Linked DNA regions of Homo sapiens: regions 1, 3, 4 and 5 are each linked to region 2. A link is an interaction called in ENCODE POLR2A ChIA-PET data of the cell type or tissue named here. Cell type or tissue: K562. All regions are shown on one strand.

Evidence for each region. Peaks named below come from ENCODE experiments on the same cell type or tissue, not always from the same donor. Only the 100,000 strongest peaks of a DNase experiment are listed, where the experiment ranks them.
Region 1: POLR2A ChIA-PET joins it to region 2 with 6 read pairs; 11 of 35 experiments call an interaction of 5 or more read pairs at or near these places.
Region 3: POLR2A ChIA-PET joins it to region 2 with 6 read pairs; 7 of 35 experiments call an interaction of 5 or more read pairs at or near these places.
Region 4: POLR2A ChIA-PET joins it to region 2 with 6 read pairs; 5 of 35 experiments call an interaction of 5 or more read pairs at or near these places.
Region 5: POLR2A ChIA-PET joins it to region 2 with 5 read pairs; 1 of 35 experiments calls an interaction of 5 or more read pairs at or near these places.

The regions. Positions count from the first base shown.
Region 1 is chr5:154,761,427-154,765,426 of GRCh38, forward strand. All of the region lies in intron 1 of LARP1 (La ribonucleoprotein 1, translational regulator), which reads left to right. Among named protein-coding and RNA genes, the nearest start is that of LARP1, 8.0 kb to the left of the region's middle. In K562, no CTCF peak of the experiment used is centred here; no DNase peak of the experiment used is centred here.
Region 2 is chr5:154,833,082-154,837,081 of GRCh38, forward strand. FAXDC2 (fatty acid hydroxylase domain containing 2) reads right to left here. Exons shown (of 9, transcript NM_032385.5): 3 at 1,762-1,853; 4 at 1,544-1,647. Among named protein-coding and RNA genes, the nearest start is that of MIR378H, 5.6 kb to the left of the region's middle. In K562, no CTCF peak of the experiment used is centred here; a DNase peak (open chromatin) is centred at 2,020; H3K4me3 peaks cover 918 bases.
Region 3 is chr5:154,652,259-154,656,258 of GRCh38, forward strand. No RefSeq gene overlaps it. Among named protein-coding and RNA genes, the nearest start is that of MIR1303, 32 kb to the right of the region's middle. RefSeq lists an enhancer at 1,211-1,505, a silencer at 1,211-1,505 and a cis regulatory region at 1,367-2,163. In K562, CTCF peaks have their summits at 671 and 1,865; DNase peaks (open chromatin) are centred at 893, 1,853 and 2,824; H3K4me3 peaks cover 147 bases.
Region 4 is chr5:154,907,182-154,911,181 of GRCh38, forward strand. GEMIN5 (gem nuclear organelle associated protein 5) reads right to left here. Exons shown (of 28, transcript NM_015465.5): 16 at 410-637. Among named protein-coding and RNA genes, the nearest start is that of GEMIN5, 29 kb to the right of the region's middle. RefSeq lists an enhancer at 1,156-1,655. In K562, no CTCF peak of the experiment used is centred here; no DNase peak of the experiment used is centred here.
Region 5 is chr5:154,385,107-154,389,106 of GRCh38, forward strand. GALNT10 (polypeptide N-acetylgalactosaminyltransferase 10) reads left to right here. Exons shown (of 12, transcript NM_198321.4): 7 at 1,207-1,324. Among named protein-coding and RNA genes, the nearest start is that of MIR1294, 40 kb to the left of the region's middle. In K562, no CTCF peak of the experiment used is centred here; a DNase peak (open chromatin) is centred at 3,965.

The sequences.
Region 1 (4,000 bases), 72 kb before region 2:
GAGCACCCATTCTCTTTTCTGGGAGGTGGGCAGGGTGGGAGGAGGAGGAGGAGCAGCCGGCCTGAAACTACAAAACCTCTTTAAGATGGAGAGCTTGGCAGATGGGAGTTCCCCTGTTTGCAAAACCCAAGACAGCTCAAAGGGAGTAATTAGGGTGTTGGGGCCACTGGAGGTTCAGCAGGTGCCTCAGTCCAGACTCAAAAACCTCCCTGGCTGGTCCAGAGTGATCTAAGGGAGTGGCCAGGAGAGAGGATGGCCTTACCTTGCCTGGGATTCAAGAAAGGAAGTAAGTTTTGGTACCTCGCTGGTGAAAACATGGGAAACAGCACATCAATGTGAAGGGAGAAGGTGATGGGATTTAAATTAGAACATGGGCAGGGTACTTCTCTCTGCTCTCACTTTGTGACCTTAGATTGTTTGTCTAACCTGTTTTCCTTATTCACAGAATGGGGCTAATCCCGGTGCTGAGGTTGTTTAGAGCGTCAAATTGCTGTTGAGTATGGGGCAGTACAGTTCATGAATTGAAAAAGTCCTGCTGGGCGCGGGGGTTCACACCTGTAATCCTAGCACTTTGGAAGGCCGAGGCGGGCGGATCATGAGGTCAGGAGTTTTAAGACCAATCTGGCCAGCATAGTGAAACCTCGTCTCTACTAAAAATACAAAAAAATTAGCCAGGCATGGTGGCGTGTGCCTGTAGTCCCAGCTACTCAGGAGGCTGAGGCAGGAGAATTGCTCGAACCGGGGAGGCGGAGGTTGCAGTGAGCTGAGATCGTGCCACTGCACTCCAGCCTGGGTGACAAGAGCAAGACTCCATCTCAAAACAAAACAAAAAAACCAAAAAAACCTCCTACACAGAGGTAAGATGTAAGTTTTTTTTTTTATTTCAGAAGATTGCATTCCAAAGCCAGATATTGGTAATTACTCACTCTGAGGGTTTATCTGTGCCTTTCCGGAACTGAGTGGATAATCAGGAGTTAGCTGAATTTTCAACAAGGGCTATTTGTGGTAGTTACCAGGGGCAAGTGGCCAACTTCACATGGCTAATAGCCTGGGATGTCTTCCTGAAGGATGTTCCCAGAATCAAGGACAGTCCTAGTGTGGCACCTTTTTTTTCTTGGCTGAACCTTTAGACTGGCAAAGCCCTAGGTGTGGGGAGGGGAGGATTGTGGGTCTTCATAGATGAATTTTGTAAAGCCAGCTTGGTAGATCTGTCATATATGGCATGGGACTTCTCCATCTCAGTTTGATGTGCTGTTAGTAAACCTAGATGATTCCTCCATGACAGGCCTTGTTTACAGGCCACTTTGTAATTATTCTCCAAACTAGTGGTAACCACCTTACTCTCAAGACATACATTCCAGCCACTCAAAGTTGCCTTTTTCTTTGCCTTAGAATGGAGTTGCAAGCTTCTCAGAGGAAATTAAGTCCCACAGTAGCCAGGAGCCATCTAGATAAATGATCTGATAGAGATAGGGCTCTGTATGGTTTTTGCTCTGCTTTTCACTTAAACTAATTTATTTAGGCTCTTGATAATTCAGAGATAAGTAATAGTACTGGAATAGTCACCATTTACTGCATTTACTGAGTGTCTCACCTGTTCTAGCCCAAGTGATCTGCTGAGCAGATGCTTTTTTTTTTTTTTTTTTCTTTTTTTGAGAAAGAGTTTCTCTCGTTGCCCAGGCTGGAGTGCAGTGCACGATCTCAGCTCACCGCAACCTATGCCTCCTGGGTTCAAGCGATTCTCCTGCCTCAGCCTCCCAAGTAGCTGGGATTACAGCCATGCACCACCACGCCTGGCTAATTTTTTGTATTTTTACTAGAGATGGGGTTTCTTCATGTTGGTCGGGTTGGTCTCGAACTCCTGACCTCAGGTGATCTGCCCACTTCGGCCTCCCAAAGTGCTGGGATTACAGATGTTAGCCACCGCGCCTGGCCCAGCAGATGCTCTTTTTATTCCCACTTCACAGATGAGGAAAGTGAGACTCAGGAGACGTTTAGCAACTCTGTCCTTCTAATTGCTCAGACTAAAGACCTTAAGATCATCCTTGCCACCTCTGTTTTTTTTTTTCTGGCTGGTTGCAGTGGCTCACACCTGTAATCCCAGCACTTTGGGAGACCGAGATGGTAGGATCATGTGAGCCCAGGAGTTCAAGGCTGCAAGTGAGCTGTGATTGTGCCACAGTACTCCAGCCTGGGCGACAGAGTGAGACCCTGTCTCTAAAAAGTAAATGTCTTTTTGTGACCCCACATGTAATGTACTAGTACATCCTTTGACAATTAAACACTGTGTCCTGGCCGGGCACAGTGCCTCATGCCTGTAACCCCAGCACTTTGGGTGGGAGGCCAAGGTGGGCAGATTGCTTGAGCCTGGAAGTTTGAGACCAGTCTGGGTAACATAGGGATACCCCATCTCTTACAAAAAAAAAAAAGTACAAAAATTAGTCGAGCATGGTGGTGCGTGCCTGTAATCCCAGCTCCTGGGGAGGCTGAGGTGGGAGGATCACTTGAGCCTTGGGAGGTAAAGGCTGCAGTGAAAGATGAGTGTGTCACTGCACTCCAGCCTGGGCAACAGAGCAGGACTGTCTCAAAAAGAAAAAGCTGCCTGGGTGCGGTGGTTCACGCCTGTAATCCCAGCACTTTGGGAGGCCGAGGCAGGTGGATCACCTGAGGTCAGGAGTTCAAGACCAGCCTGGCCAACACAGTGAAACCCTGCCTCTACTAAACATACAAAAATTAGCTGGGCGTGGTGGCATGCGCCTGTAATCCCCAGCTACTCGGGAGGCTGAGGCAGGAGAATCGCTTGAACCTGGGAGGCAGAGGTTGCAGTGAGCTGAGATTGCACCATTGCACTCCAGCCTGGGTGACAGAGCAAGACTTCATCTCAAAAAAAAAAAAAAAGCTGCATCCAGGTTGGGTGTGGGGGCTTATACCAGTCATCCCAGCACTTTGGGAGGATCACTTGAGCGCAGGAGTTCAAGACCAGCCTGGGCAACATAGTGAGAGACCCCATCTCTTTAAAAAAAAATTAACTGGGTGTGGTGGTGCATTCCTGTGGTCTGAGCTACTCTGGAGGCTGAGGTGGAAGGATTGCTTGAGCCCAGGAGGTCGAGGCTATATTGAGCAAGAGCCACTGCACTCCAGCCTAGGCAATGCAGTGAGACCATGTCTCAAAAAAAAAAAAAAAAAAAAAAAAACTGGCTGGGCGTAGTGGCTCACACCTGTAATCCCAGCACTTTGGGAGGCCGAGGCGGGAGGGTCAGTTGAAGTCAGGAGTTTGAGACCAGCCTAGCCAACATGGTGAAACCCAGTCTCTACCAAAAATACAAAAAGTAGCTGGGCGTCATCGTGCACACCTGTAATCCCAGCTACTTGGGAAGCTGAGGCACAAGAATCGCTTGAACCTGGGAGGCAGAGGTTGCAGTGAGCCGAGATCATGCCACTGCTCTCCAGCCTGGGCAACAGAGCAAGACTCCATCACAAAAAAAAAAAAAAAGAAACAACAAAAAAAACCTATGTCCAGATCTAAATGCTTGTACCGCCTCGTCTCTTGCTGGCCTGGACCATACATCATCATTTCTCATGTAGATTTTTGCAGCAGCCTCTTAACTGGTCTCCTATCACTCCTACTTAAAGCCCTCTGGTAACTTCTTAGCAGAGTAAAATTCAGAGTCCTTAGAGTGTTCTCTAAGACCGCACTTGATCTGGTCTCTGTCCACCTAACCTCTGACCTCATCTTTCATCACTTGCCCCTTCTTCACTCATTCCCTTCCAGCATCAGTCCTCACTTCCTGAAACATGTCATGTACTCTTTGCTTTGGGTCTTATGTTCTGTAGTGCTCTTCCCGCAGATCACTGTGGTGGAAATGCCTTCCCAGACCACCCTATATAGACTAGCAAGTCCTGACCTTGGATTCCCTCTCTCCATCCCTCTTACCCTGCTTCATTTTTCTTCTTAGTTCTCCCCACTGCCCCCCGCCGCCCCAAGGCAGGGTCTGAGTCT
Region 2 (4,000 bases):
GCTGGAGTGCAGTGGTGCTATCTCAGCTCACTGCAACCTCCACCTCCTGAGTTCAAGCGATGCTTGTGCCTCAGCCTCCTGAGTAGCTGGGATTACAGGCACGCACCACCACGCCTGGCTCATTTTTTGTACTTTTAGTAGAGACAGGTTTCACTATGTTGGCCAGGCTGGTCTTGAATTCCTGGCCTCAAGTGATCTGCCTGCCTCAGCCTCCCAAAGTGCTGGGATTACAGGTGTGAGCCACTAATCTTGGCCTATCTTAATTTTTGTTTTTTTTTTTTTGAGACAGAGTCGTGCCCTATTGCCCAGGCTGGAGTGCAGTGGCACCATCTCGGCTCACTGCAACCTCTGCCTCCCAGGTTCAAGCAATTCTCATGCCTCAGCCTCCTGAGTAGTTGAGATTACAGGCACGCACCACCACACCCAGCTAATTTGTGTGTGTGTGTGTTTTTAGTGAAAAAGGGATTTTGCCATATTGGCCAGGCTGGTCTCGAACCCCTGACTTCAAGTGATCCACCTGCCTTGGCCTCCCAAAGTGTTGGGATTACAGGCGTGAGCCACTGTGCCCAGCCCCATCTTAAATATTTCTTTCTTTCTTTTTTTTTTGAGACGAAGTTTCACACTGTCGCCCAGCTGGAGTGCAGTGTCATGATCTTGGCTCACTGCAACCCGCCTCCCAGGTTCAAGTGATTCTCCCTGCCTCAGCCTCCCAAGTAGCTGGGATTACAGGAGCCTGCCACCATGCCCAGCTAATTTTTTTGTATTTTTAGTAGAAACGAGGCTTCACTATGTTGGCCAGGTTGGTCTCAAACTCCTGACCTCGTGATCCACCTGCCTCAGCCTCCCAAGGTGCTAGGATTACAGGCGTCAGCCACCACGCCTGGCCTCCCATCTTAAATATTTCTATATCCTCGATACAAGTGTAGCACATAGTAACATTATATATTATATGTCATATTAATAATATAAATAAATGTATATTATATATAATATATATTAAATAAATTGTATATAATTATTATTTGAGTGAATGTATGATCGAGGACATTCACTATTATAGATAATGCTGTTATAAATATCTATGTTTACATGGCTTTTCCTTCCATCTATTTACTTAGGCTTGTTTGGAGCCATTGAAGCTGTCAGTAAATATTTATTGACTGGCCACTTGCTGTCAAGCACTGACTGTACCAGGTACAGGGTACATAGTCTCAGACAAGACAGGGCAGCTCTCTGTGCTTGTGGAATTAAGTGTAGAAACAGGATTATTGCTCTAAATGTGCATTCATTTTTACATAAAATATTTCTTATTTTTCTATATTTTGGGAGGAGTCTTAACTTCTCAGCTTCTTTTTTTAGACATCCTGTTTTCAGACTGCCCACAAGTTTAGTATTCTTTGGGACTACCACTTTTTTGAAGTTCAAGTCCTCATCCCTTGGAATAATAAACTGAAAAGTCCCAAAGTAGAGAACAAAACAACAAAAAGAATTAAGTTATAATCATGCACCCACATGCTAGGTGCTGGTGGTCTGGGAACCTCACCTATAAAGAAGAGGATCCACTCCTTCCCTTCAAATGTAGTCAGCAGCCTCTCCCACTGGGCTTGCCAAAAGTAGCCAGAAGCACCCCAAAATCTCTGAAGATGCCTTGGAAAAAAAACCAGGTTTCTGGGTGAAGACTAGTGGGTGGACAGCTCCTTCCCCTATGCTCTGCCCCCGACCACCACCACACTGCACCCTAGCTGGGTGGAGCCGACTTACCATGTCACTGAGTTCCAGAAGGCCACAAATGAGAGAAGTCCAGAGCCCAGGATGAAAGCTGTCCTCCTCATAGAGCCCCAGATGTGTCCCTCCTGGAGGAGGGCAGGGAAGTGTCAGACCCCAGCAAGCCTCCTGCCTTTACACCCAGCTCACTGCTGAGGCACAGCGGGAGTGCTGTAGGATCAGCATCTCAACCAACCAGGAAGGCACATCTGCGTTTTCCAGCTGGCCTTTTCCAGCTTCTGTGGGAGCCTCTTCCTTATCAGGAGCTCTCAGGCTGTACATGGGTGTGTTTATGAAAATTAGAGCTCAAGTTGGGGGAGGGAAGGGAATTAGCCTGACTCCAGAGAAACTAGCAGGCAATTCTGTCAGTCAGAGGACAGGCGAGCCTCTATCAGCCATAGGATTTCATCACCAGTCCTCTTGGCAAATGGAGATACCCATTATCTACACATTGAAATCACCTGGGAGCTTAAAAAAAGTCCCAATACCCAGGGTCCCCTCCAATCCAATTACATAAAGAGTCCCTGGGGGTGGGACCTGGGCTCCCCAGTTAATTCCAATGGGCAGGCAAGGTTGAGATAGTCATCATAGCAGCATCTGCCAAAACCATGATGAGGAAATCCTTTCCCAGTCATACAGGCTTCACTGTGTGCATAGGCCAGGCCCATTTCTTCCATCCCTACCCTCCTCTTATTTTAGAAGGAAAGAGTGAATTGTACACGTTTTCTGACTTTTTTTGTTTTTTTGTTTTTTGAGACAGAGTCTCGCTCTGTCGCCCAGGCTGGAGTGCAGTGGCACGATCTTGGCTCACTGCCAGCTCCGCCTCCCGGGTTCATGCCATTCTCCTGCCTCAGACTCTGGAGTAGCTGGGACTACAGGAGCCCGCCACCACACCCGGCTAATTTTTTTGTATTTTTAATAGAGACGGGGTTTCACTGTGTTAGCCAGGATGGTCTCCATCTCCTGACCTTGTGATCTGCCCGCCTCAGCCTCCCTAAGTGCTGGGATTACAGGAGTGAGCCACCGCGCCCGGCCGACTTTTTTTTTTTTTTTTTTTTTTTTTTTTTTGAGGCAGTGTTGCTCTGTCACCCAGGCTGGAGTGAAGCACCATCTTGGCTCACTGCAACCTCCGCCTCCAGGGTTCAAGTGATTCTCCTGCCCCAGCTTCCTGAGTAGCTGGGATTACAGGCACCTGCCACCATGCCCACCTAATGTTTGTATTTTTAGTAGCGAAGTTAGCTGGGGTTTTGCCATGTTGGCCAGGCTGGCCTAGAACTCTAAACCTCAAGCAATTCACCTGCCCCATCCTCCCAAAGTGCTGGGATTACAGGCACAAGCCACTGTGCCCGGCCACTTTCTGACTTTTAATAACCCCTCTCTGCCTTCCAGCAAGATTAGCCCAGGCTCCCAGCTGGACAAGACGACTAGCCATTCTGAGGGTCAAGGAGAGACCACTGGAAATCACTGAGAGGTCCTTGTATATTCTCCTCCAAAAGGTTCTCCTCTAAACCAGAAGTCATTGTGAGCTCGATGACCAAACAATGCCCCAGATTCAGAGAGGGAAAACACCAGCTGCCAGGTGTATCACCAATTTCCGTTGTACGACAGACAGGAATTACAGATGACCCACTCATATCCCGTTTCTAAACTCAGACGGGGTCTGCTCATATTCTTTCATAGGAAAGAACTGGAGGTGGTGGTCCCTACCCTGTGTGTGCCTGGGGCTCATCTGCAATTAGCTAATGGGGCCATGTACAGGGTGTCAGAGGGGATGTTGGAGGAGCTGATCTAATAGGACACTACTTTTTTACTTTTTTTTTTAATTGAGACAGTCTTACTGTGTTGCCCAGGCTGGAGTGCAGTGGTGCAGTCTCGGCTCACTGCAATCTCCACCTTCCAAGTTCAAGCGATTCTTGCCTCCCAAGTTCAAGCAATTCTCCTGCCTTAGCCTCCGGAGTAGCTGGGATTGCAGGTGCCTGCCACCAAGCCCGGCTAAATTTTGGATTTTTAGTAGAGATGGGGTTTCGCCATGTTGGCAAGGCTGGTCTTGAACTCCTGACCTCAGGTGATCTGCCTGTCTCAGCATCCCAAAATGCTGGGATTACAAGCATGTGCCACTACACCTGGCCAGGACACTACATTTTAATCCAGACTTTCAAGATCTGAGGAAACATTGTTTTAATTCACCCCTTCTAAGCAATCTGAATCTGCACTGAACTGTTTCTTCTCAGCATTA
Region 3 (4,000 bases), 180 kb before region 2:
AAAGTCCAGGTGAGGTGGCTCACGCCTATAATCCCAGCACTTTGGGAGGCCAAGGCAGGAGGATCACGAGGTCAGGAGTTTGAGACTAGCCTGACCAACATGGTGAAACCCTGTCTCTACTAAAAATATGAAAATTAGCCAGGCATGGTGGCACGTACCTGTAATCCCAGTTACCCAGGAGGCTGAGGCAGGAGAATCACTTGAGCCCGGGAGGTGGAGATTGCAAGTGAGCCGAGATCATGCCATCGCACTCCAGCCTGGGCAACAGAGTGAGACTCTGTCTCCAAAAAAAAAAAAAAAAAAAAAAAGAGTTTGCATGGCCAGGCTGGGTGCCATGGCTCATGCCTGTAATCCCAGCACTCTGGGAGGCCGAGGCGGGTAGATAACCTGAAGTCAGGAGTTCAAGACCAGCCTGGGCAACATGCTGAAACCCCCTCTCTACTAAAAATACAAAAATTAGCTGGACATGGTGGCACACACCTGCAATCCCAGCTACTCGGGAGGCTGAGGCAAGAGAATCGCTTGAACCCAGGAGGTGGAGGTTGCAGTGAGCTGAGATCTGGCCACTTTACTCCAGCCTGGGTAACAAAATGTTACTCCATCTCAGGAAAAAAAAAAAAAAAAAAAAAAAAAAAGAGTCTGCATGGCCAAGACAGTCTCTAGGGGGAGAGAGGAGTGAAGAAAATGTCTCAGGTCCTTTCCCGGCAGAGATCCCAGCTGAGTGTACCCCCCTCTGTCTGTGCCTGGGGCACACACACATTGCCACTTTTAAGGTTTTACTGTGCAAGCCCCATCATCACAATCTGACTAGAAGCCCCCTAAGTTACTACTGTGCTTTCACTGACATGAGAATTGTGCATGATTCATCCTGTAGGGCAGCGTGGATGGGGAAGGACTGGCCCACTGCCAGGGGGTGGGGAGGGTCACTTCTACTCCCCTGACACCATGCCACACCTTAGCTCATTGATTCCTCACTGTCCCTATCAGGTAAGAGCTATGATTTTCCCCATTTTACAGATGAGGAAACTGAGGCTTAGGGACGTGGAAGCACCCATTGGCATAAAAAGCATGGCATAGTGGGCAGTGCAGACCCAGGATAAGGTCAGAAAAACCAAACTAACTGGCATGGGGGGGTTGGAGGCACTCCTAGACCCACAAGGGATGCAGAAGCACCCCAGGCAGGGCCCAGAGGCGCCAGGTAGGACCCACAGCAGTGAGGCTGGCAAGGGTTTTCCCAGAGAGGGCAACCTGGGTGTTCTTGCCCCACCTCTCCTGGGGCTGCCGGTCCTGCCCCCAGGAACATGTTATCTGTGTCCTGGGGACAAAGCTGCAGATTCTCACCAGCTGAGGCCTTCCTGGCAGGTGGCGTCCAACCTTTGGACATGTAAACAGCCTTGGCCTGACCAGGGGTGGCCCAGCTTGGCCTTGGGGCCTGCAGACCTGTGCATGCCCAGGCAGGTGTGTGTGAATATGTTTAGGGCCATAAGGGTGTGTTTGGGTCTCCACACATCCACTTGGGATTGGATCTGGGGGCCAAGGACATCTCATTCATCTTGCTACCTCCCCATACCCTGGGGAATCCCCAGGTTACTTCCTAAAAGAGGACCAGGCTGGAACCAAGAAATCCCAGAAGAACCTGAGGACCAGAGAGGGGCTGACATGTGCCTAGGACCACACAGCAGACAGAGCCAGGTCCATAAATCGCTCTGCTGCAGACCCTGACCCTGCTGGTCCTACTGCCTCCCACCCACCACCTGCAGCTCCTCTTATCTCTGGGGCCCTGGAGCCTGCTGATTCCTGGGACAGGGCCCACCCTCCCTGGGGGGACCAGATGGACGGGACTGCAGGGCCTGCTCAGGCCTGATAAGGGACTTGGCTCAGGCCTTTATCAGTGGGACTTGGGGCTCCCGACAGGCATGTGTCCCCGTTTGGGAGAGGAAGCTGTGAAGAGAGGGTGCCCAGCCCCTGAGCAAAAGAGATAAAGGACAGAGACTTTTTAAAATACTTTTCTTTTTGTTTTTTAATCTGTATTGCTTTCTCTGATTACAAAGGCAATTCAGGCATGTTACAATTAATTAGAACATAACAAAAATAGACAGTATGGAAAGTGAAAGTGCCTGTAAATCTGCCTTCAGACATAATCCCCAGGCCTGGTTTGGGGTCATTTCTCCAGATTTCTTTCTACACATAAACATGGTCAATTAATTAATGAATTGGAATCATATAGAGCACAGTGTGGTGGCTCCTAGTGTGTCCCAGGTCCCAGTCATGTGGCTCCTCAGCTTCAAACCCAGACACATTACTTAATCTCTCTGAGCCTCAGTTTTCTCGTCTATAAAACCTCGCACGGATATTGTCGAGAGTAAAGAAAATTACACATGCCGGGCACTTCATGGACCTACACCCAGCTCAGTGAGCTCTTGATAAATGGCAACGTCACCAGTGTCATCACACAACCTGCCTTTATTTTTCACTTAACAACCTAATGTGTGTTTTTCTTTTAATTACAAAAAAAAAAAACAAAAAAAAAAACAAAAAAACAAGGACATCTTTCTATATTAGTGCCTAGAGATGTAGTAAACTCCTTTTGACAAATTCAGAACTTTCCTTGTATGGGTGAATCATCATTTTTTAAAAAATCAACTCTATTGCAGTATACTTTACATACAATCAAATGCACCCAGAAAATAGCACAGTTGAATGAGCTTTGGAAAATTATTTGGCCATGTAACCACTGCTACAGTGAAGTCTGGAACATTTCCGTTGTCCGGAAGATTCCTTCATTCCCCTTTGCAATTAATCTCCTGCCCCCACACCCAGACCCAGGCAACCACTGAACTGTTTCCTGTCCCTGTAGTGTAGATTTCCCTTTTGTAGAATATCGTAAATGAAATCACACAGCATGTGCCCTCTCGGGGAAGGCTTCGTCCACTTGGCATAATGCTTTTGAGATTTCTCCATGTTGTTGCTGTCGGGTCACCAGTAGCTCATGGCTTTGCTGTGCTAAAGAGTGCCCCATTGCAGGACATGCGATCTGTATCCCTTCACCTGCTGGGGGACATTTGGATGGTTTCCAGTGTAGGGCTACAAATCTCCTATTTTTAGAACCCCAATGAGGAAGGACATCAAGACTGTTTCTAGGCCGGGTGCGGTGGCTCACACCTATGATCCCAGCACTTTGGGAGGCCAAGGTGGGCGGCTCGCCTGAGGTGAGGAGGTCGAGACCAGCATAGCCAACATGGTGAAACCCTGTCTCTACTAAAAATACAAAAAAATTAGCCAGGTGTGGTGGGCACCTGTCATCCCAGCTACTCAAGAGGCTGAGGCAGGAGAATCGCTTGAACCTGGGAGGCAGAGGTTGCAGTGAGCCGAGATCGCGCCACCGTACTCCAGCCTGAGCGACAGAGCAAGGTTCCATCATAAAAAAGAAAATAAATTAAAAAAAGAAAAACAGACTGTTTCTAAATGTTTATTGTTAGCTTATAAAAAAAATACTGCAATCACTGGCTATGCAAATTTGCATGGACATTTTGTGGGAGGAGTGTCATGACACTAGAGGTACAACAGAAAAAAAAATTTTTTTTTTTTTGGCAGATCCAATTCTTTCTGAAGAAACAATTTTTTAAAGATTCTCCGCCGGGCACGGTGGCTCACGCCTGTAATCCCAGCACTTTGGGAGGCCAAGGTGGGTGGATCACGTGAGGTCAGGAGTTCGAGACCAGCCTGGCCAACATGGTGAAACCCCGTCTCTACGAAAAATATAAAAACTAGCCAGGCGTGGTGGTGGGCACCTCTAATCCCAGCTACTCGAGAGGCTGAGGCAGGAGAATTGCTTGAACCCAGGAGACGGAGGTTGCAGTGAGCTGACACAGTGCCACTGTACTCCAGCCTTGGTGACAGAGTGAGACTCCATCTTAAAAAAAAAAAAAAAAAAAAAAAGATTCTCCTTGGCCAGCCTGGCATGGTGGCTCACTCCTGTAATCCCAGCACTTTGGGAGGC
Region 4 (4,000 bases), 74 kb after region 2:
AGTTCCCACAGTGGTGGTAGCTTCTAGGTCAGACATTTGTAAGGGACAGTAGTTTCTTTCACCAAATGTGGCTACTGATGTCATACTGTTAAAACTTTTCCCATGTAAGTTCCTATGTACACAACTGACCCAGCTTCGCTTCGTCCCACGGTTTTACCTTGCCCAAGTTGAATAAGAAGTTTTCTCTGTAGAACTTTACTATTTCCACCACAAACATCCACTAGAACCCCTTTAAAACTTCAAAGATGTTTATTTTAGAGACTTGAATAAAGCTTAACAAAAAAAACTAATGCTGTTTCCAAGAGTTGGAAAAATGGGAACAGCGAAGTTTCAAACTGAGTAAGGACCTAGCTTAGTTTCCCAGACACGACCATGAAATCCTAGTGATACACAGGATTCTGCCACATACCCGCTGGAGCAAGGCCACAGGGTAATTCCGGCTCCCGTGCTTGCTCCTCCCCTTCTTGGTCTGACACACCATTCTCAACAGGTCCTGAGTTCTCCTTCATGCTTTCTTCTTCATTTCCATCAATCGATTCCAGCTTTACAGGAGTTCTCAAGGTGGGCTTTTTCTTCTTTTTGGGCTTTGCCTTAGGTTGAGAGAGCCGTTTTTTCTCCAATTCAATACTTTTTTTGCCTACAAGAATCACAATAAAGGACTGACTAAAGTATACATTCTTGGTTAAAAGCACTCTAGGTGGTAAACTCCAATATCTCATTCCTCTTTAATAGCATTTTTACCCATTCCCTTTCTTCTCAATGAACTTTTAGAATTATATTATCACAATATTAACCAAACCCTTTTGAAATTTCATTAAATCATAAACATGATGCCCAATAACACCCAAATATTTTAGTGTGTGTCTTATGAACAGGACATGCTCCGACGTCACCATAGTACAACCATGGAAATCAGGAAATTAACACGATTCACTACTGCCACCTACTCCATACTCTCTATTTAAGTTCTGCCAATTTTACCCAGATGTCCTTTTTTTTTTTTTTTTTTTTTTTTTTGGAGATGGTTTCGCTCTTCTTGCCCCGGCGGGAGTGCAATGGCGAGATCTCAGCTCACCGCAACTTCTGCCTCCCAGGTTCAAGCGATTCTCCTGCTTCAGCCTCCTGAGTAGCTGGGATTACAGGCACGCACAACCACGCCCAGCTAATTTTTGTATTTTCAGTAGAGACGGGGTTTCACCATGTTGGTCAGGCTGGTCTCAAACTCCTGACCTCAGGTGATCTGCCTGCCTCGGCCTCCCAAAGTGCTGGGATTACAGGCATGAGCCACCACGCCCGGCCTACCCAGATGTCTTTTATAGCAAAAGGAATCAATCCAGGATCACATGGTACATTTGGTTGCCATGCCTTTCTGGTTCCCTTCAGCCTGGAACAGTTAGTTGCATGGTTTTCCTTTGACTTTCATAATCTGAAACTTCTGAAGATTACAAGACAGTTATTTTGTCCAATTTCCCTCAATTTAGGTCTGCCAGATGTTTTTCATGACTAGATTTAGGGTATGCATCTTTAGCTGGAATGCACATTAGTGCTGCTGTGTTCATGCAGGGCAATCTATGAGGTAGCAGCTAATTTTTATTCGTCCCATTTGGTTTACTTTGATCACCTGATTAAGGGTGTGTCTTGCAAGTTACTCCCTAAAAGGGTATTTCCCCTGTTTAACTACTAAGTATTTGCATCTACTAGTTTTTGTATTCACTGATGTTTCTTGATTAAAAATTGTTACTATGATGACTGCCAAATGGTGAGTTTGTTTTTTCTTTTTTTCTCTTTTTTGAGACAGGTTCTTGCTCTGTTGTCTGGGCTGGAGTGCGGTGGCAGAATCTCCGTTCACGGCAGCCTTACTTGACCTTCCAGGCTCAAGCAATCCTCCTGCCTCAGCCTCTTGAATAGCTGGGACTACAGGTGTGCGACACCATGCCTGGGTAATTTTTGTATTTTTTTTTTTTTTTTTTTTTGTAGAGATGGGGTTTTGTCATGTTGGCCAGGCTGGTATCAAACACCTGGGCTCAAGTGATCAGCTCGCCTCCCAAAGTACTGGGATTACAGGCGTGAGCTACTGTGCCTGGCCCACAAGGTGAACTTCTAATTCCAGGATTTCACTCTACATTCTACCACAAGGAAGAGCTTGGCATCTAGTTGGCATCCTACCACAAGGAAGAGCTTGTGCTTCTCCCCATTTATTTATTATATCGGTCTGGACTCATGAATTCTTCCATTACTGTTACATTTACATTTTTAAGGTTTCTATATTTACATTTTAAGGTTTTTATCCTTTGCTTACTTTAAAATCATCTTTACTGAGGGGTAATATAATAAAATACACCAATTTTTAAATACTTTGGTACAAAGTACCTACCACCACCACAATTACTTTTGTACTAATCTAATATTTCCACCAAGCCTCTTTGTAGTAAGATATACCCCCTGCTTGAGCCCTAGGCAATCACTAATTTGCTCTCACTGTGGTTTAGTTTTGCCTGTTGAAGAATTTCACATACACCGGGCGCAGTGGCTCATGCCTATAATCCCAGCACTTTGGGAGGCTGAGGCGGGCAGATCATCTGAGGTCAAGAGTTCAATACCAGCCTAGCCAACATGGTGAATCCCTGTCTCTACTAAAAACACAAACAATTAGCTGGGTGTGAGGCACGCACCTATAGTCACAGCTACTCAAAAGGCTGAGGCAGGAGAATTGTTTGAACCTGTGGGGCAGAGGTTGTAGTGAGCCGAGAGTGCACCACTGCACTCTGGCCTGGGTGACAGAGTAAGACTCCGTTTCAAGAAAAAAAAAAAAGAATTTCACATAAACAGAATTAGACAGTATGTAGTCTTTTGTGCCTGGCTGCTTCTGCTTGGCATAATGTTTTTCTAGATTCATCCATTTTGTTCTTTATCAGTTGTTACCTTCTTTTTATTGTGGAATAGAAGCCTACTGTAAGGATATACCACAATTAATTCATTTATCTGATGATGGACATTTGGATTGTTACCAGTTTTTGGTGATCACAGATAAAGCTACTATGAGCATTCTTTTACAAGTCTTTATGTGGACACATCATTTCATTTCTTTGGGTGTAAATTTCTAGTTGTTTAATATATTCTTTCATTTAAAATAAAAAAAAAACTTATTTCACAGAGACAGTGTCCCCCTATGTTGTCCAGGTTAGTCCTGAACTCCTGGGCTCAAGCCATCCTCCTGCCTCGGCATCCCAAAGTGTTGGGATTATAGGAGTGAGCCAGCATGCTTGGCCAATTTTTCCTATTTGCTTTTATTTTGCAGTTCTTGGTAGAAATGGGATCTCGCTCTGTTGCCAGGCTGGTCTCAAACTCCTGGCCTCAAGTGATCCTCTAGCCTTGGCTTCCCAAAGTGCTGGGAATACAGACATGAGCCACTGTGCCCAGCAGTTGCTTAATATATTTTGTCTAGCTTTCTAGTTGCTTATGGCAAGTCTGATACCAATTAATCTTTCTTAGCCAGGAATGGAATTTTCCTCTTACTTTCTCTTTTTTTTGTTTTGAGACGGAGTCTCGCTGTGTCACCCAGGCTGGAGTACAGTGGCGCAATCTCGGCTCACTGCAAGCTCCGCCTCCTGGCTTCACGCCATTCTCCTGCCTCAGCCTCCCGAGTAGCTGGGACTACAGGCACCCGCCAACACGCCCGGGTAATTTTTTGTATTTTTAGTAGAGACAGGGTTTCACCTGTTAGTCAGGATGGTCTCGGATCTCCCGACCTTGTGATCCGCCCATCTCGGCCTCCCAAAGTGCTGGGATTACAGGTGTGAGCCATCGCACCTGGCCTCCTCTTACTTATGTTTAACAGTTGTCCCAGATTTGGTCAGTGGGAACCTCTTCAAGCTGTTTCTTTTGTCCTTTTGACATGTCTCCTGAATTCTTTGAGTACTGCCTTCCTTTCTGGCATAAGAATGTTCCAGGTTCAGTTTGTTCTCTACCTGTCCCAGACTGGAACCAGCCATTTCTCCAA
Region 5 (4,000 bases), 450 kb before region 2:
GCTTGCACTTCCAGGGACCAGGAGGGGGAATGGAGGTTGCTGCTGGAATGTTTGGATTTGAGGGTTTGGAGTTTTCCAGTGCATCCAGACAAGGATGCAGCCACTCTGATAGCTTTTCACACAGCAAACGCTGGTTGGCCCCTACCAGGTGCCAGTCTTGTGCGAGATACCCTGGGGGACGCTGACAGTCAGCAGCATGACGTTTCCTCACTTAGCACGGTGCCAGGCGGACTTCCTGTTCCCGTGGGTACTGCATGATTTGTCGTCTCTGTGTCCTTGCTGACGTTTTATCCTCCCCTCAGTGCCTTTCCCTCTCCCAAATTTCCTCTTGTCCAAACCCACTTAAATGCCACCTCCCCTGAGCCTCATTCCTTGACCCTTGCCCCAGCCATCCTCCTTACCCCAAAAGCTGGAAACAGACACACTCCTTTCAGATTCCTGTAATGCTGTCTCTACCTCCCGGAGTCCCTTATGCACCCTCTGTCTTGAGGGGGCTGCCCCACTACACCAACATCTCCTGAAGGACTCTCATTGACCTCGAGATTCTTCCAGCACCTCCCTCACAACTGGCATGGGATGAACAAACTCATTAGAGAATGAATGAATGGAGTTAATCTTATCTCCCAGTTTAACTGAAAAGACAGAGACAGTGGCTTCTTCTGTAAACACCACAGCAGAACAAACGTCCATGCTGGCCTACTGAGTAATAGTTGTCAAAGGAGCATGTTCAAAAACACAGAGCCCTAGGCTGCCTCCCGCAAGGATTGTTTCAGCAGGTCTGAGGTGGGGCCCAGCGAGCTGTATATTTTTTCATCTCTCTAAGAGATTCTACAACACAGACAGGCTTGGAGAGACCCCCAACTTGGACCATTTAACTAGTGAGAGGACTAACATGTACATATTTATGATGCAGCTACAGGGCCCATGTGGACAAAGTACTGTGATTTCATTTCACAAGTACTCTTAGGTGTTAATTGTGTAAAGGAACTTCGGGTCCCATTTGGTTAAAATGTAGCTCTTATGAAAGGAAGTTGTAGGAAAGAAAGGGGGATGCCTGGAAGGGCCTTGGATTCCCTGGAAGACACTTGGACTGTGTTCAGGGAGCAGCATGGAACACCGCCGCTGGGGGAATGGCATTATCGGGCCACATGAGAGCATGTGGCCAGGACATCTGCACCTTCACACCATGTTCTTCTTCTCTGACAGGTCTCCCGTGATGGCCGGTGGACTGTTCGCCGTGGATCGGAAGTGGTTCTGGGAACTCGGCGGGTATGACCCAGGCTTGGAGATCTGGGGAGGGGAGCAGTATGAAATCTCCTTCAAGGTGAGCCAGCTCTCCAGACGCCCCGTTCTTGGCACAGCCTCCTGAGTGCCTGTCCCAGTAGGTGTCTCAGCTTCTGCCTGAGCTTGGAAAGACTGGAGGCCTCAGGGTTCTGTAGCCCTTCTGCCCATCAGGTGAAGAAGACAGGGGCTCATGGGCCACTCTTTGTTGTGGGGTGGGGGGGTGTGGGAGGGAAGGGGAGTACTCTCCAGCTGCCAAAGGCTGGTCCTCACCACAGCTCTGACTGGCATTTGCCTTGTGTCTTCTTAAGATGTTGGAATAAGGTCTTGCTTCTACTCAGATGGCAGGTCTGAGATTGAGATGTCCAGCAAATAAGCAGTGGGCCAGAGAAGCTAGGAAGGCCAAACAGGATACGTAGGCCTAGAGGAGTCCTCTCAGTCACCCCAAGTTTTCCCTTTGTACCTGTTGCTCTAGGAGTTTGACAAAGACCAGTGAGCATAAGCTCCAGTTGTAAAGTTACAAAGGCCTGGATTCAGATCCCAGCTCCATCATCAGGAGCTATCTGACTTTGGGCAAGTTAGATCACCCCCCCGAGCTTTCTTTCCTCATCTGAAATAAGGGAATAATAATACTACCTAGCTTACAGAGCTATCGTGAAGATTAAATGAGATCATGTCTAGAAAGTGCTTAGCATACAACCTGGGAACATGACCAGCAATTAATAATTGGTAGAAATTGTTAAAGTTTCGGTGAGTAAATATTTACTGTAACCTACTTGACCAGCCTATGGACTCTGGAAGCTTTCTGACAGTAGTGGTAAAGGAGTTACTAGTTAACTAATAACTAATTAAGCACCCAAACTTCCAAGGCTACATTCTCCACTTTATTTGTGGGAGTCTGTCTTGTTCTCAAGTGAAAGCTTGGACCTTCTGAGGGGAGGGTTAGCTTGTCCCATGCCCTTGTGGCCTGTCAGAGTCAGCTTCTAACAGCTTAGACCCCTGGCTAAGGCATATCCCCAGCCCACAAGGGACAGATAGCACCATTACTGATCTGACCCCTGTGAACACACAACTCTGATGCCCCCTCATCGGGCCTCAACTTTCAGTGCAAAGGACCATTGTCAGGCACAGTGAATTAAGGCTTTGGTATTGGTGCCAGAGTGCCACGATCAGATCCTAGCTCTGCCGTGTCCTGCCAGCTGTGTGATCTTGGGCAAGGAATCCTCACCTCACTGAGCCTTGGTTTCTACTTCCATAAAGTGGGTTTAATGAAACGTTAATCCTCACAGAGTTGTTGAGAGGATTAAGTGAGACCATGCTTATTAGGTGCTTCTTAATAAATTATCCTAAAGATTATTATCAATACATTAATATTATTATCTGCAACAGTGGTTGAGTAGTTCAGAACTGGAGAACATAAATTCTTGATTAGCCCAAAAAAAAAAAAAACCTACAATTCTTTTGATGTTATTTAGGTTTGAAAAGCAGTTTATATCCTTTTTTTTTCTTTTCTTTTCTTTTGTTTTTTTTTTTTTGAGATGGAGTTTCACTCTGCTGCCCAGGCTGGAGTGCAGTAGTGCGATCTTGGCTCACTGCAGCCTCCACCTCCTGGGTTCAAGTGATTCTCCTGCCTCAGCCTCCTGAGTAGCTGGGACTACAGGCGCCCACCACCACGCCCAGCTAATGTAGAGATAGGGTTTCGACATGTTGACCAGGCTGGTCTTGACCCCCTGACCTCAGGTGATCCACCCACCTCGGCCTTTCAAAGTGCTGGGATTACAGGTGTGAGCCACTGTGCCTGGCCAGTTTATATCTATTTTAACCACCAGAGTTCTGAAGTTGTCTCCCATAAGGAGACCAGCCCCCTAAATAAAATTAATATTCACATAAGGGTAATGTTCAAAATATGTAACAACTGTGATAACACAAGCACATCCAGTCAGAACAGATACCAGCTATAAACAATGGTGCATCCACTCCAGCGTGTAACAAGTGAAGTTCGGTCCTGATCATAGCTAACAGGACAGTGTGCCAAGCCCTTCATACATGCTGACTTGTTTAATCCTCACAACAACCTTAGGAGAGTTGTATCATTATTATACCCGTTTCACCAGGAAGGCAAGCAAAGCTCAGACCAAGGCCTCGCACAGCCGGAAGAAGCAGAACTGGGGCCCAAACGCAGGTCTGCTTGACTCCAAAGCCCACGCTCTGACCTGCTATTTTTGTTGTTGTTTAAATCATACCCAGACTGTTCTGAAAACCTGCCATGTTTTATGGACCTCTGCCTCACCCTTTCTGGGATTTTTTTTTTTTTTTTGCCTCTTCTGGTATTATTCCTAGTTTACTTGGATATTCTGCAATTTCTTAGTTAATGGAATTAATAACAATCTAAGTCGGAAGTGGCAAATAGGGCCAGGAATGGTGGCCGAGATGGGAGGATCTCTTGAGCCTAGGAGTTTGAGACCAGCCTGGACAACACAACACGACCCCATCTCATTAAAAAAAAAAAAAAAAAGAAGGAAAGAAAGAGAGAGAGAGAAGGAGTGGGGAGGGAGAGAGGGAGGGGGAAAGGGAGAGAGAGAGACAGAGAGAGAGACACAGCAAATAGGTTTCTACTCCCTGCCAGGCCAACTCTGATCCATTGGTAGGGGCTGCCCCAGGTGGGTGTTGATATGCATTCTGAGGCTGCTTCCAAGCTTATCAGCAAAGAGTAGTCAGT